Regions from separate parts of the Homo sapiens genome. Here region 1 is linked to region 2. The links are chromatin contacts, found by Hi-C or POLR2A ChIA-PET in ENCODE. All regions are on one chromosome and are shown on one strand. Each heading gives the region's core, a stretch centred on a gene start or an enhancer-like site at or near the end of the contact. The rest is flanking DNA. Distances are from core to core; before and after follow the strand shown. Region 1 holds the start of PTPRN (protein tyrosine phosphatase receptor type N). Region 2 holds the start of CHPF (chondroitin polymerizing factor).

What was found. A loop is a pair of places that touch in the nucleus more often than their neighbours do. ChIA-PET counts read pairs that join two places held with the same protein, here RNA polymerase II (POLR2A). Pooled maps may share reads with other maps.
Region 1: a loop to region 2 is called in a pooled map, with 3 times the contacts of the local background. The contact joins the promoter of PTPRN here to the promoter of CHPF in region 2. A Hi-C loop is called at or near these places in 14 of 168 maps with a recorded cell type or tissue (CD4-positive, alpha-beta T cell, CD8-positive, alpha-beta T cell, HepG2 and 11 more), 2 of 37 single-sample maps with no recorded cell type and 24 of 50 pooled maps. POLR2A ChIA-PET finds 5 or more read pairs at or near these places in 1 of 52 experiments (PC-9).

Annotation. Positions count from the first base shown.
Region 1 is chr2:219,308,083-219,314,382 of GRCh38, forward strand. It overlaps PTPRN (protein tyrosine phosphatase receptor type N), which reads right to left and starts at 1,319. Exons shown (of 23, transcript NM_002846.4): 1 at 1,136-1,319. The coding sequence starts at 1,250.
Region 2 is chr2:219,539,765-219,546,193 of GRCh38, forward strand. It overlaps CHPF (chondroitin polymerizing factor), which reads right to left and starts at 4,045. Exons shown (of 4, transcript NM_024536.6): 1 at 3,461-4,045; 2 at 1,852-2,425; 3 at 1,182-1,361; 4 at 1-878. The coding sequence starts at 3,774. It overlaps TMEM198 (transmembrane protein 198), which reads left to right and starts at 4,264. Exons shown (of 5, transcript NM_001005209.3): 1 at 4,264-4,613; 2 at 4,925-5,129. The coding sequence starts at 4,964. RefSeq lists silencers at 3,477-3,566, 3,577-4,286, 4,327-4,466.

The DNA of each region.
Region 1 (6,300 bases), core at 69-2,568, 230 kb before region 2:
TGATAGGGAAGAAACCTTCCAGGTGCAGGGAGAGAGATTCATAGAATTACTGCAGGAGAGGTTTTGGCCAAATTCTGAAAGAGGAATTTCCTTCCCAAATATGGAAAAGCATCCTATAATGGCCTGGAACTCAGAAGAGGTTCTAGCACACTTCCCCCGGTCGGGGGAAAGAGGGCATGGGTGGGGCTGGGGAGGGTGTCTCTTAGGCATCTCTCCTCGCGCTGTCCCGAGCCGCTGGCGCTGTCCGCGGTGCTGAAGCTCTGAGTCTGGCGCCGCCAAGGGCTGGCCTTGGAGGCGGTTACCAGAGAGGAAGGGGTCACAGAGCGAGGACTCTCCACTAGACCTGAGCCCTCTGTTGTATTCTGCCAACCCACAGCGTCACAGGAAGTACTCTGCCTCTCGGGCCTCCAAGCCCGGGTGGGGAAAGAGGGCGCCAGGCGGCGAGGCTGCGCCCCTTCCCCCACGCGCCACCCTCCCATCCCCCACCCCCTGTCCGTGAGTCAGCGCTGACTGTCTCTGTCCGCACAGATGTGAGTCAGCACCAGGCCTGGCTGTGGGGAGGGGGACAAGAGAGGACCCTCCCCTCTTCATCCTCTTCTGCCCCCTCCCCGTGCTGTCCCCCGTTACAGGAGATCAGATCGCTGCAATCAGCTTCTCTAGGCTTACGGAGAAACCCTGGCCTCTCTCTCTGCCCAGCTGGGACTCTATGTCTGCGGCCCAGGCTTCCACTGCCCAGAGATCACCGTTCCCTCATTCTCCCCGCCACCTCCCCTTCCCATTCCTCAGCGCCTGTCACCACCTCCCAGGCGCCTCGGAGCAAGTGGCTTCTCCTGTGGTCTCGCAGCCGGTCTCTAAGTCCCTCTGCCCACATGCACCCCGTGTCCTTCTCCCGAACCTGCAATTTTCCCCAGAGCCCAATTCTCTTAGGTCCCGCCCCCGTATTCCCAGCCCCACCTCCAGGCCTACGCCCCTTTCCTCCGAGACGCCCTCTCACCTTCCTCATCTCGCATGCCTCCCCCAACCCATATTCTCCCCGAGCTTCATGACATTTCACCCTCACCCCCACCGAGTTTCGCTCCAGGCCCCAAGCTGCTCCCCGCCCCCCACCACCCGCCAGCCCAAGTTTCCTCCTGACCGTGGGCACTAACGGCGCTGCAGCCCCCCGGGCGGCTGCTCAGCAGCAGGAGGCAGAGGAGCAGCCGGAGACCCCCGGATCCCCCGAGACCCCCAGGCCGCCGCGGGCGCCGCATCTTTCCGAGCTCCGGGCGCTCGCTCCCGGGCCGGAGCCGCAGCGACGCTGGCGGGAGCCTGCCAGAGGGGCTGAGGCGGGGCTTGCCGCTCCCCACCTCCCTACGAGGCGGGGTCTACATGCCCCTCTCGCTGCAACGCGGCCAACCGCAGGCGGGTGCTGACGACACCTCCACCCCCGGCTCGTAAGCTAATTTGCGTCACATATGGCGTAAGAGCCCTGTCGGAGCGGGGGACCTACCTAGCCCATCCCTCCTCCATCAAATAGTAGGCGCCTCGCTAGAATTCCCACTTGGCCCCATCCCTGTAGCCCTCTTCTAGGATCACCTCTGTCTCCCCGCCCCAGGGTGGGTGAAAAGGGTTAAGTTAAGTGGGGGGCCAGGAAAGATAGGTGGGTCCAGAACGATAAACCCGAAGACAAGAAGCAGAAAAGTGGGTAGAATAAGTACTCTTACTCATTGTCATTGAAGATACTGTTCTCTTCCTTAAGAAAAAATGGTTAGGCATGCCTAGATTCCAGTTCTAGCAGGGCATCTACTAAGGGTATGACCTTGGGCACCTTGTTTAACTTGTCTGCGTCCAAGTTTCCTGATCTGCAAAGTGGAGGTGTTAATAGTTACTACCCGCCTCACACAGTGATTGTGAAGATTTTGTTCGTTACACTAATATGGATCACTTAGAAGGATGACTGGACTGGTGCATACTACATGCTCCATACATATTAGCTGTCATCATTAGCTTTTATTTATTTTTTATTGAGATGGAGTCTTGCTCTGTTGGCCAGGCTGGATACTGGCGTGATCTTGGCTCACTGCAATGTCCACCTTCTGGGTTCAAGCCATTCTCCTGCCTCAGCCTCCCTAGTAGCTGGAATTACAGGCGCACAGCACCTTGCCCGGCTAATTTTTGCATTTTTATTGGAGATGGGATTTCACCTTGTTGGCCAGGATGGTCTTGAACTCTTGACCTCAGGTGATCCAACGGCCTTCGCCTCCCAAAATGCTGGGATTACAGGTGTGAGCTACCGGGCCTGGCCTCATCATTAGCTTTGACTCTCCTTTCTCTCCGTCTGTGCCACCTCGAGGCTATCAATCATTTTATGGTTTCTCCCTGCAAAATACATCTCCCATCAGTCCACTTCTGTCCATCCTCACTACCTGAACTGAAACACTGTGCTCTTTCACCACGACCACTGCAGCAATCAGCTAGTAACTGCTCTTTTGCTTCCACTCTAGTCATCCAATAAGTAGGGGAGTGAGCTTCTTAAGTTCAGATTTGATCTCCTTCCTCTCTTGCTTTCCAGTAAAATAAAATAAAATTTAAAAAGGACAGAAATGCATAATGAATACTTACATACTCATCATCCATACTTAATGGTTATTGATGTTTTACAATATTTGCTTCTTTTTAGTATTTAAACATGAATGATAGACATCATGACATTTCTCTTCTAAATATTTCATTATGCATCTCCAAGAAATAAGGACATTTTCCTGCATAACCTAAGTGCTGTTATGACACCTAAAAAAATTTACAATAATTCCTTAATATAATTTTTTAAATTTTTTTTTTTATTTTTTTGAGAAGGAGTCTTGCGCTCTTTTGCCCAGGCCAGACTGCAGTGGCACTATCTTGGCTCACTGCAAGCTCCCCCTCCCAGGTTCACGCCATTCTCCTGCCTCAGCCTCCTGAGTAGCTGGGATTACAGGTGCCTGCCACTGCACCCGGCTAATTTTTTGTATTTTTAGTAGAGACGGGGTTTCACCGTGTTAGCCAAGATGGTCTCGATCTCCTGACCTCGTGATGCACCCACCTCGGCCTCCCAAAGTGCTAGGATCACAGGCGTGAGCCACCGCGCCCGGGCATTCCTTAATATAATTTAATGCTCAGTTCATATTCAAATTTCTCAGATTGTTTCCCCAAAAATGCCTTTTCTTTTCAGGTGTTTTGTTCAAAATAACAGTCAATTAAGAACAACCACGGCCTTTGTTATGTTTCTTAATCTCTGTAAATTAGCATAGACACCATATCCTCTCTCCCCTCCCCCATTTTTGACATTGTCATGTTGATAGACCAGGTCAATTTTTCTTTAGAACTCTTCTTCTGGGTTTATCTGATTTTTTTCTTCATGTTGTATTTCCCTGTATTTCTCCAGTGTATAACCTGTATATCACCTGTATTTCCTGTAAACTAGAAGTTATATATGAAGTATTGACTGTATCAAATTAAAGAATTTTTAAAGCAAAATGCCTCTCATTGCATCATTTCAGGAAGTACATGATGTCTGACTGTTCTATTAGTGATGTTAAAATTGATCACTGGTTTAAGGTAGAGACAGCCAGATCTCTGTATGTAAAGCTGTGGTTTTCTAATGTGACCAGCATGTAATTCTTGGATGATACTTTGGCACTGTGAGACTATCTAGTTCCTCATCAACTTTTCACCTAATGGTTTCACTATTCACTGGTGATCCATCCTTGACTAAATGATTTCATTAGAGGTTGCAAAATGGTGATTTTTATAATCCTATCATTCAATTCACGTTTATCGCTTATTTTACTTTGTAAAGAAGGGCTTTCTCTCATCAACTGGGTTTAGTTTACACTAAAATGCAATTCCAACTGGAAAGGTAACATATATTCTCAGCTTTTTCTCTTTACCCTTCTGCAAAATAATGAGTCTGTGTAGTGTAGTGACCTCTAACAGTGACTAATACATTTTTAAACATTTATTTATTTATTTAGAGTCAGGGTCTCACTCTATCACCCAGTCTGGAGTGCAGTGACAAGATCATAGCTCACTGCAGCCTTCAACTCCTGGGCTCAAGCAATCCTTCTGCCCCAGCCTCCTGAGCAGCTACCATTGTGAGCAACCATGCCTGGCTAATTTTTTTTTTTTTTTTTGTAGAGGCCAAGCACAATGGCTCATGCCTGTGATCCCAGCACTTTGGAAGGCCGAGGCAGAAGGATCACGTGAGCCCAGGAGATTGAGACCAGCCCGGGCAACATGACGAATCCTTGTCTCTACAAAAAATACAAAAATTAGCTGGGCGTGGTAACACGTACCTGTAGTCCCAGCCAGGTGTGGTGGCTCATGCCTGTAATCCCAGCTACTCGGGAGGCTGAGGCAGCTGAATTGCTTGACCCTGAGAGGTGGGGGTTGCAGTGAGCCGAGATTGCGCTATTGCACTCCAGCCTGGGTAATAGAGAGAGACTCCGTATCAAAAAAAAAAATTTTTTTTAATCCATTTTTCTGCTGATGGACATTTGGGTTGTTTCAGGTTTGGTAGTATTATGCATAATGCTATTGAGAGGTGACAGCATGCTGGCAGCCCTCACAGCCCTCGCTCGCTCTCGGCGCCTCCTCGGCCTTGGCGCCCACTCTGGCCGAGCTTGAGGAGCCCTTCAGCCCGCCGCTGCACTGTGGCAGCCCCTTCCCCGGCTGGCCAAGGCCGGAGCCGGCTCCCTCAGATTGCGGGGAGGTGTGGAGGGAGAGGCGCGGGCGGGAACCGGGGCTGCGCGTGGCACTTGCGGGCTAGCGCGAGTTCCGGGTGGGCTTGGGCTCGGCGGGCCCCGCACTCGGAGCGGCCGGCCAGCCCCGCCGGCCCCGGGCAGTGAGGGGCTTAGCACCTGGGTCAGCAGCTGCTGTGCTCGACTTCTCGCCGGGCCTTAGCTGCCTCCCCGCGGGGCAGGGCTCGGGACCTGCAGCCCACCAGGCCTGAGTCTCCCCCTCCGCTGTAGGCTCCTGCACGGCCCTAGCCTCTCTGACGAGCGCCGCCCCCTTCTTCACGGCGCCCGGTCCCATCGACCACCCAAAGGCTGAGGAGTGCGGGCACATGGCTCGGGACTGGCAGGCAGCTCCACCTGCGGCCCCGGTGTGGGATCCACTGGGTGAAGCCAGCTGGCCTCCTGAGTCTGGTGGGGACTTGGAGAACTTTTATGTCTAGCTAATGGATTGTAAATACACCAATTGGCACTCTGTATCTAGCACAAGGTTTGTAAACACACCAATCAGCACCCTGTGTCTAGCTCAGGGTTTGTGAATGCACCAATCGACACTCTGTATCTAGCTAATCTGGTGGGGAGGTGGAGAACTTTCGTGTCTAGCTCAGGGATTGTAAATGCACCAATCAGCACCCTGTCAAAATGGACCAATCAGCTCTCTGTAAAACAGACCAATCAGCTCTCTCTAAAATGGACCAATCATCAGGATATGGGTGGGGCCAGATAAAGAATAAAAGCAGGCTGCCCCACCGGCAGTAGCGACTCACTCGGGTCCCCTTCCACGTGGGGGAGGATTTGTTTTTTTGCTCTTTGTATTAAGTTCCTGCTGTTCAGTTGTGGGGTCCACACTGCTTTCATGAGCTGTAACACTCACGATGATGGTCTGCAGCTTCGCTCCTGAAGCCAGCGAGACCACAAACCCACTGGGAGGAACGAGCAAGTCTAGACGCGCCACCTTAAGAGCTGTAACACTCACTGCGAAGGTCTGCAGTTTCACTCTTGAGCTAGCGAGACCAAGAACCCACCGGAAGGAAGAAACTCGGAACACATCTGAACATCAGAAGAAACAAACTCCAGACACGCTGCCTTTAACAACTGTAATACTCACTGCGAGGGTCCAGCACTTCATTCTTGAAGTCAGTGAGACCGAGAACCCACCAATTCTGGACACACTATTATGAATTTTTTTTTTTTTTTTGAGACGGAGTCTCACTGTCACCCAGGCTGGAGTGCAGTGGCACAATCTTGGCTCACTGCAACCTCTGCCTCGGGTTTAAGTGATTCTCCTGCATCAGCCTCCCCAGTAGCTGGGGTTACAGGTGTATGCCACCAGGCCTGACGAATTTTTGTATTTTTAGGAGAGGGGGCTTCACAAGGTTGGTCAGGTTGGTCTCTAACTTCTGACCTCGTGATCCTCCCGCCTTGGCCTCCCAAAATGCTGGGATGACAGGCGTCAGCCACCGTGCCCAGCTGCTATTATGAATATTCCTGTACACACGCCTCTTGTGTACATATGTGTGCATTTCTCTAAGCTAGTAGTTCTCGAACT
Region 2 (6,429 bases), core at 2,795-5,294:
GGGTGGAAGGCTTGGAAATGCATGGGAAAGAAGGCCTGCCAGCCGGAGATGGCATGCATGCGGCAGCGGTTCAGGAAGTCAGGCGTGAGCACCGTGTCTGGCCCGGCCAGCAGGAACAGTGTGTCCAGCGGGTGCTTCTTGGAGAGTAGATCCATGAGGCGCAGTGGTGAGGGTGCGGCTGTCTGCACACTGAGCCATGGCACCCGGGCACCGGGGAAACGCCGCTCCAGCTCTGCCACGTGGGCCTTGACAGGTGCGAAGACATCTGCATGGGCCACGCGCTGGGCCTGGCGCGGCTCATACAGTAGCAGCAGGGTCAGGGCTGCCGCAGCATCACCAGGCTCCAGTGCTGCAGTGGCAAAGGCCTCCAAGAAGCCAGGGGCCAGGTCACGCTCAGCCGCAGCTAGAGGCAGCAGCACAGTGAGACGTGAGGCCTCAGTGACATAGGGCACAGGCAAGATCTCCACGCGGCTCAGCGGCCGGAGCAGCTGCACTCGGCGAGTGAGGGGCCGGCGGCCTCCCTGGGGGGTCAGTGCCTCCAGCTGCAAGTCCAGCGTGTATTCCATACCCCGGGCCGGATCAAAGCGTCGGTAGCCATTCACCAGCTGCTGCTTCTGGAGCCGCAAGGCCGGGTGGTAGCGGCGGTTCAGCTCCTCTAGAGCTGTCCCCAGAACATCGGCCACATCAGCCCGGTCAGCCCCACGCAGTGGGCAGCGGGGTGAGCCATCGGCGCAGGAGAAAGCGTGCTGCTCCGTGAAGTAGTCCCAGCGCAGCACCTCAAAGCGGGAGGCCGGGCGGGATGGTGCTGGAATACCCACGGGCCAAGCAGCTGCCTGGTCCCCATCAACGGCCAGATGGCTGGTATTCTGGATCTCCCACTGGATCAGAGAAACAGGCCATCAGCAAGGGACAGATTACAGGGAGCAGCACACAGCTGGGGGACTGGGTAGGCAGTAGGTGCCACTCAGGATGGGCCCCTCATCCCCTGCCAACCTCTGCCCATACCTATCATTTCCCCAGCATAGACAGCCAAGAGGCTCATCAGAGAATGTAGAAACAGGCAGGGGCTGGGAAGTAGTTTTGTTCTGTGATTCTAGTGCTAACTTGTCATTTCTCTGGGCTCTCTGTGACTTCTCAGATCCTGTCCCCGTCACTCTGCCACCCCCAGACCTAGACCATACCTGTAACTCCTGGATCTCCTGGTACGTGCGTTCCAGTTCAGCTCGGGCGAAAGCTTTGTGCAGCTGGTACATGTGCACAGGGTCACGCACAGGGTGGGCTGTCAGGGCACTTCGGAAATGAGGGTCCCCCTCCTGCACTGGCTCCCCAGGGCTCAGCTCCAGATGGCTATAGTGCACCCCCTGGGGAGAGGAAGGGAAGGGATCTGTGATGAGCTGGCATTGTCTTCCGTTGTCTCATAGTAAGTGTCTCATCTCCTCAGCCTATGACCTGTTGTGGACTTGCAGTCTGAGGGTTTAAGTCTACCTTGACCAGTTGTGAGTCTGTGTGACCTTCAGCATGCCTCCGCTAGCTCATCTGCGAAATGGGCATGCGTCCTGTCTCAGAGCTGTCCAAGGGCTAAAATAATAACTAACATCAAATGCCTATTATGTACAAGGCTCCCTGATTTTTTCTAATCCTTGTAACAACCCCGAGCAATAATTATTTCCATTGGCACAAAGGAAGATACTGAAGCCCAGGATATTTAGTAATTTACTGGGGGTCACAGAGATAGAAAATAAATGTCCGAATTGGCATGGAAAAGCAGACCTGTATCTCCAACATCCCTTTGCCTCTCAGAGGGATTTGAACATGACAAGGAGGTATCAGTGGGATAGCTTATCATCCCACCTCGTGGTCACCAGTGCAGCCCACCCCGGTGGCATCGAGAATGCAGCGACCCAGCCACTCGTCAGGGCGCGCACTGACGATGTCGTTGCGGCAGCCTTCCAGGTGGGGGCGCAGTTGTTGCAGCAGCATGCGCGACAGCAGCACCCCAAAGCCTCCGTGGCAGTAGCGGCCGGGGGTGGGCTCTCCGCCGATGAAGTCCTGGGGCCGGCCCAGGTACAGGTGGGCGGCGGAGGCCAGGCTGAGGTGGCCAGTTAGGCGTGCCAGGCCGTGCGCCTCGGTGTAGGTGGTGTCAGGCACCAGGAAGAACCAGTCAAAGTCGTCGCCGTGCTGCTCCAGCAGGTGGCGCAGCGCCAGGTGCAGGTGTCCAATGGGTCGCTCCTCGCCTAGCGTCACCACTGCCATGCCAGGTGGGGCCCGGCGGCCCCGTGCGCCCGTCAGGAACACCACACGCTCCAGCCGGTGCCCCAGCGTGCGGTTCACGGCCACGCCCAGCGTGGGCAGCGTGGTCTGAGAGGTCAGCACCGCCACCAGCAGCCTCTGCCTGATGCCCAGCTCCGTGCTGATGTAGCGGGTCCTAGGGGAGGAGATGGCACAAGCTTATCAAAAGGACAACGGGGCGGGGGGTGGGGGGGAGGTGGTCAGCACAGACCCTGGCAGGTCACGTCTTCTCTGTATCTGTTCTCTCACCTATGAATAGGTTAAAAATAAACCCTCTCTCCCAGGGGTCATGAGGATTTAAACGAAATGGTCTTAAACAGGTAGTGCTTTGCATTTGGGAGATGGCAATACCCACCCAGATAGGAGAGAGATATTGTGGGTCTGACTCCGGGGTTCGCTACTTAGTAGTTATGTCCTTGAGCATGTTATTTAACCTGAGCCATCTGTAAAATGGGACTGATTATATCTGTTTAAAGCACCCAGCCAAACGCTGGACACACCATGTATCTACTCATTTCTATATAAATATGCCATTATGCCACAAATGCCTCACATAAATGACATAAAGGAACGTTTGGCATAGGGGTGTACTGAGTGTTTTTGCGGGGAGGGGCAAACTGCACTCAGGGGCTCTAGGAACTTACCTTTTGGTAAGGCAGAAGGTAAATTGCAGAACCAGCATTTGAACCCAATGTTACTTAGAAGTTATTTCAACTCATCAGCAGAGACATTAATGAGATAGGTACATTCCTCCCTCCCCCATCTCACCCTGAGGTGGCCCTTGTAACCCACTCAGGAACAAGAGATCCAGGTAAATCCTAGTTCTCTCCTTTCTCTTCCCCTGTCTCTATACACTCACCCTATATATAAGTCATTTCTCTAACACCAGCAGCCCAGCCAGGGAGCTAGTAGGATCTCTGGGGCGCCATCGGGTCGAGCCGGTTTAGGACACAGTCCAGTAAGTTCAGCCCAGGCCGGGATAGGGCCCAGAGAAAGTCTCGGACTGGCCCCACGGCTCTCGGGAAGGCAGGGCCATCGGAAGTTATCGGGGCCCAAAGACTTCCTGGCTCGCCAGCCCCTTCCTTCCGGAGCCTGACCCGGGCCCGGGCGACCTCCCCGCGCGCTTCCCGGCCGCTGCCCAGGGGGTAGAGCGGGCGCAGCCGATCACTACCTGACGGCCTTTTTGGCGGCCTGGCCGGGCTGTGCAGGGTGGTAGGGCAAGACGCGCGGCTCCCAATTCTCCCCGGCGCCTTCGCCGGCCCCGGGCTTCTCGCGCTCCGCTCCGGGCTGCACCGAGTTGGGCCGGCGCGCCGCGTTGGTGTTGCCGCGCGGCGGCAGCTCAGAGTCTCCAGGTTGGGGCGGGCCTGGGCCGCACGGCTCCTCCACCCAGGTGACGCTGAGCAGGCTCAGGGTGAAGCCCAGGGAGATGCCCACGGCCACGGGCCCTGCGGGCCGCAGCACCGACAGCAGCAGCGATGCCCGCATGGCGCCCGGACCGCGGGTCCCCGGCCCCGGCGAACCCCCAGAGCAGCCAGAGGAGTCTCCGAGGGGGCGGGACCGGGGAGGGGGCGGATCCGGAGGGCTCGGGCCCCGCGGGCGGGCCCGCTCCCTCCCCGCAGAGCAGAGCCAGCGGCCCGAGCCGAATCCCCGGAGCCGCGCCTCGATTCCCCTCCAGCAGCTGCTCTGGGCTGCGCAGGGTTCTTGCGCTCGGCACTGGAGCCTCAGCCGCGGCCGCAGCTGTCCGACGTGTCACTGCAAGGGCCCCGCCCCCGGGGTGGGGTCTCGGGCTCTCGCTACCGGAGAGGGAGGAGAAGGGGGAGGTTAAAGGGGAAGGACCCCCGGAAGTGCCCCCTCCTCAGTGCGGGAGAGGGAGACGCCGGGGGCGGAGTCCCCTGCCTCCCGCGGCGTGGTTGGTGCGTCCCATGTGACGTCAGAAGCAGCCCGCCCCTGCCTGGATGGTGCGCCCTGAGTGACGTCAGGAGCAGAGGCCGGAGCTGTCCATCAGCACCAAAGGCCGCGGGCGGGCTCAGGGCATGGGGCCGCGGTTCTGGGGCGGCCCGAGCCCCGGCTCCTGCGCCTTCCCCTTCCTCAGGCCCAGCCCGAGTTCCCGGACGCCGCGGGACTGGAGTGCCAGCCGGTGTTGGACGTGGAGCGGCGCCGCCACCGCGCCGACACCATTCTCTCCGGCCCAGCAGCCCCCTTCCTCGCACGACGGACTTTCCCTGGACCCCAGTCAGTTGGAGCCTCTGGCGCCCCGCAACCCCGGCCCCTCGGGCCTCTGCACAGCCTCTTTCACTCAGAAGCTCAGGTCGCCTCCAGCCCAGGTAAATCTTGGACAATCCCATATTGAGCCGCCCACAGATGAATCTCTTGGCTGCCTCCTTCTCACTGGCAGCACGCTCCCTTCATCCCCCCGACTCCCGTCCCTCTTTTAACTTCATCCCAGCCTCCACTAGCCAGGCACTTTTGTTTCCCTTTGTCTTTGCTCCCCACTCCAGAGATGCTTCCGGAGCTGCACAAATGTGGATACTATTCCTTTGTCCACTGTCCTTGCTGAGTTCTCCCAATCCCTCTCCCACCCCCATCCTGGTGGGGACCCAGGACTCCTCCGTGACCCCAACTTTCCCTCTGTCAGGTTAACTTGGGAGGGTGACTCCCTTCTATTCCCAGCACTATGCCGGGGACTGTGGCAACACTGCGGTTCCAGCTGCTGCCCCCTGAGCCAGATGATGCCTTCTGGGGTGCACCTTGTGAACAGCCCCTGGAGCGCAGGTACCAGGCACTGCCGGCCCTCGTCTGCATCATGTGCTGTTTGTTTGGAGTCGTCTACTGCTTCTTCGGTGAGATCCCCATCTCATCCCTCACCTGGGCTCCCCAGTGTTTCCCCGAGTTCTTTTTCTGGGCCCCCAAGTCTTCTCTGAATCCCTCTACCATCATGAATAATTCTTCCTTTTCTTTCATCCCACACATTTATAGATTGTCTAGACTCTAGATTATAGGAAAAACAGGTTTTTGGATTAGGCACACCTGAGTGTGAATTTACTTAGCTTTGCAGTTACTAATTGTGATGTCTTGGGCACATTAATCTGTCTGAGCCTCAGTTTTCTCATCTGAACAATGATCACAATATTTGTCTCATGTAGTGTTGTAAGAATTAGTAAGCATTCAATAAATTGTAGCTATTGTGAGGATGTGTTTGGCTAACTGTGCTAGGTAGCCACTGAAAACACTTAGCAGGGTTATTACACATGGTCCCTTACCACAGGGCATATTGTCTGACAGGGAGGAGACTCCCTGGAGCATTTACACCTGGGATACATATTAGAGTGGGCTGGATGGTGGTCACACACATCCATCCAGCCTACAAGGCAGGCTCCGGTAATCAGAGCTGCTGTGAATACTTGTACAGGACGGGTACTAAATAAGGGAGCTCAGCTGAGTGGGCAAGTGGGGGCTAAAGTCCAGCTCATGCTCTGACAAACTCTGGGCCTTGGCACAAAGCTGCTTTGCCTAGAGAAAGGCACACCTTTTTCTAATATGCATAAAGGTGCCAGATGGGCTAGTGGCCCAGTATAATGGGAGTAAGTGACCAGTGGCTTTGCAGCAAGAGTTACAGAACTTCAGAGAGGAGAGTGAGCTCTATGGGCTGGGGGCCCAAAGAAAGCCTCCAGGAGAATTGTAGGTGAGTGGGACCAGTGGGGGCAAATGAGTCTTGGGGGCTGGGGTTCCAGGTTGAGCAGAGGTAGTGCAAGACTTGTGTTCTGCAGCCTCCCCCTGCAATGGGTGGGTAGACAGGGTTGGGAGCCAGATGGTCCCTCCCATTCCTCCCCCAAACTCTGGGCTGAACAACTGAAGAGTAGGCAGGAGGAAGTGCCCCCCGCAAGGGTTCAGGACACGTTCTGGGCCTCCAAGGATTCTGTATCACCTCACCCCCTCCATATCTGTACCCACTCCCTCTGCATGTTGCTCAATGCAGCCTCATATTCCCTCTCCTGGGCTTCCTGACATCCTACCCCTCTTGGATGTCACTACGCCCAGGCTCATGGACTCTGAGCCCTTGTCCACGCCCTACTCCTCTCTCTGATCACGAGCCTCCTGGACTCTCATACTTCCCCCCACTCCTGGAAGTGACTCTCCTCT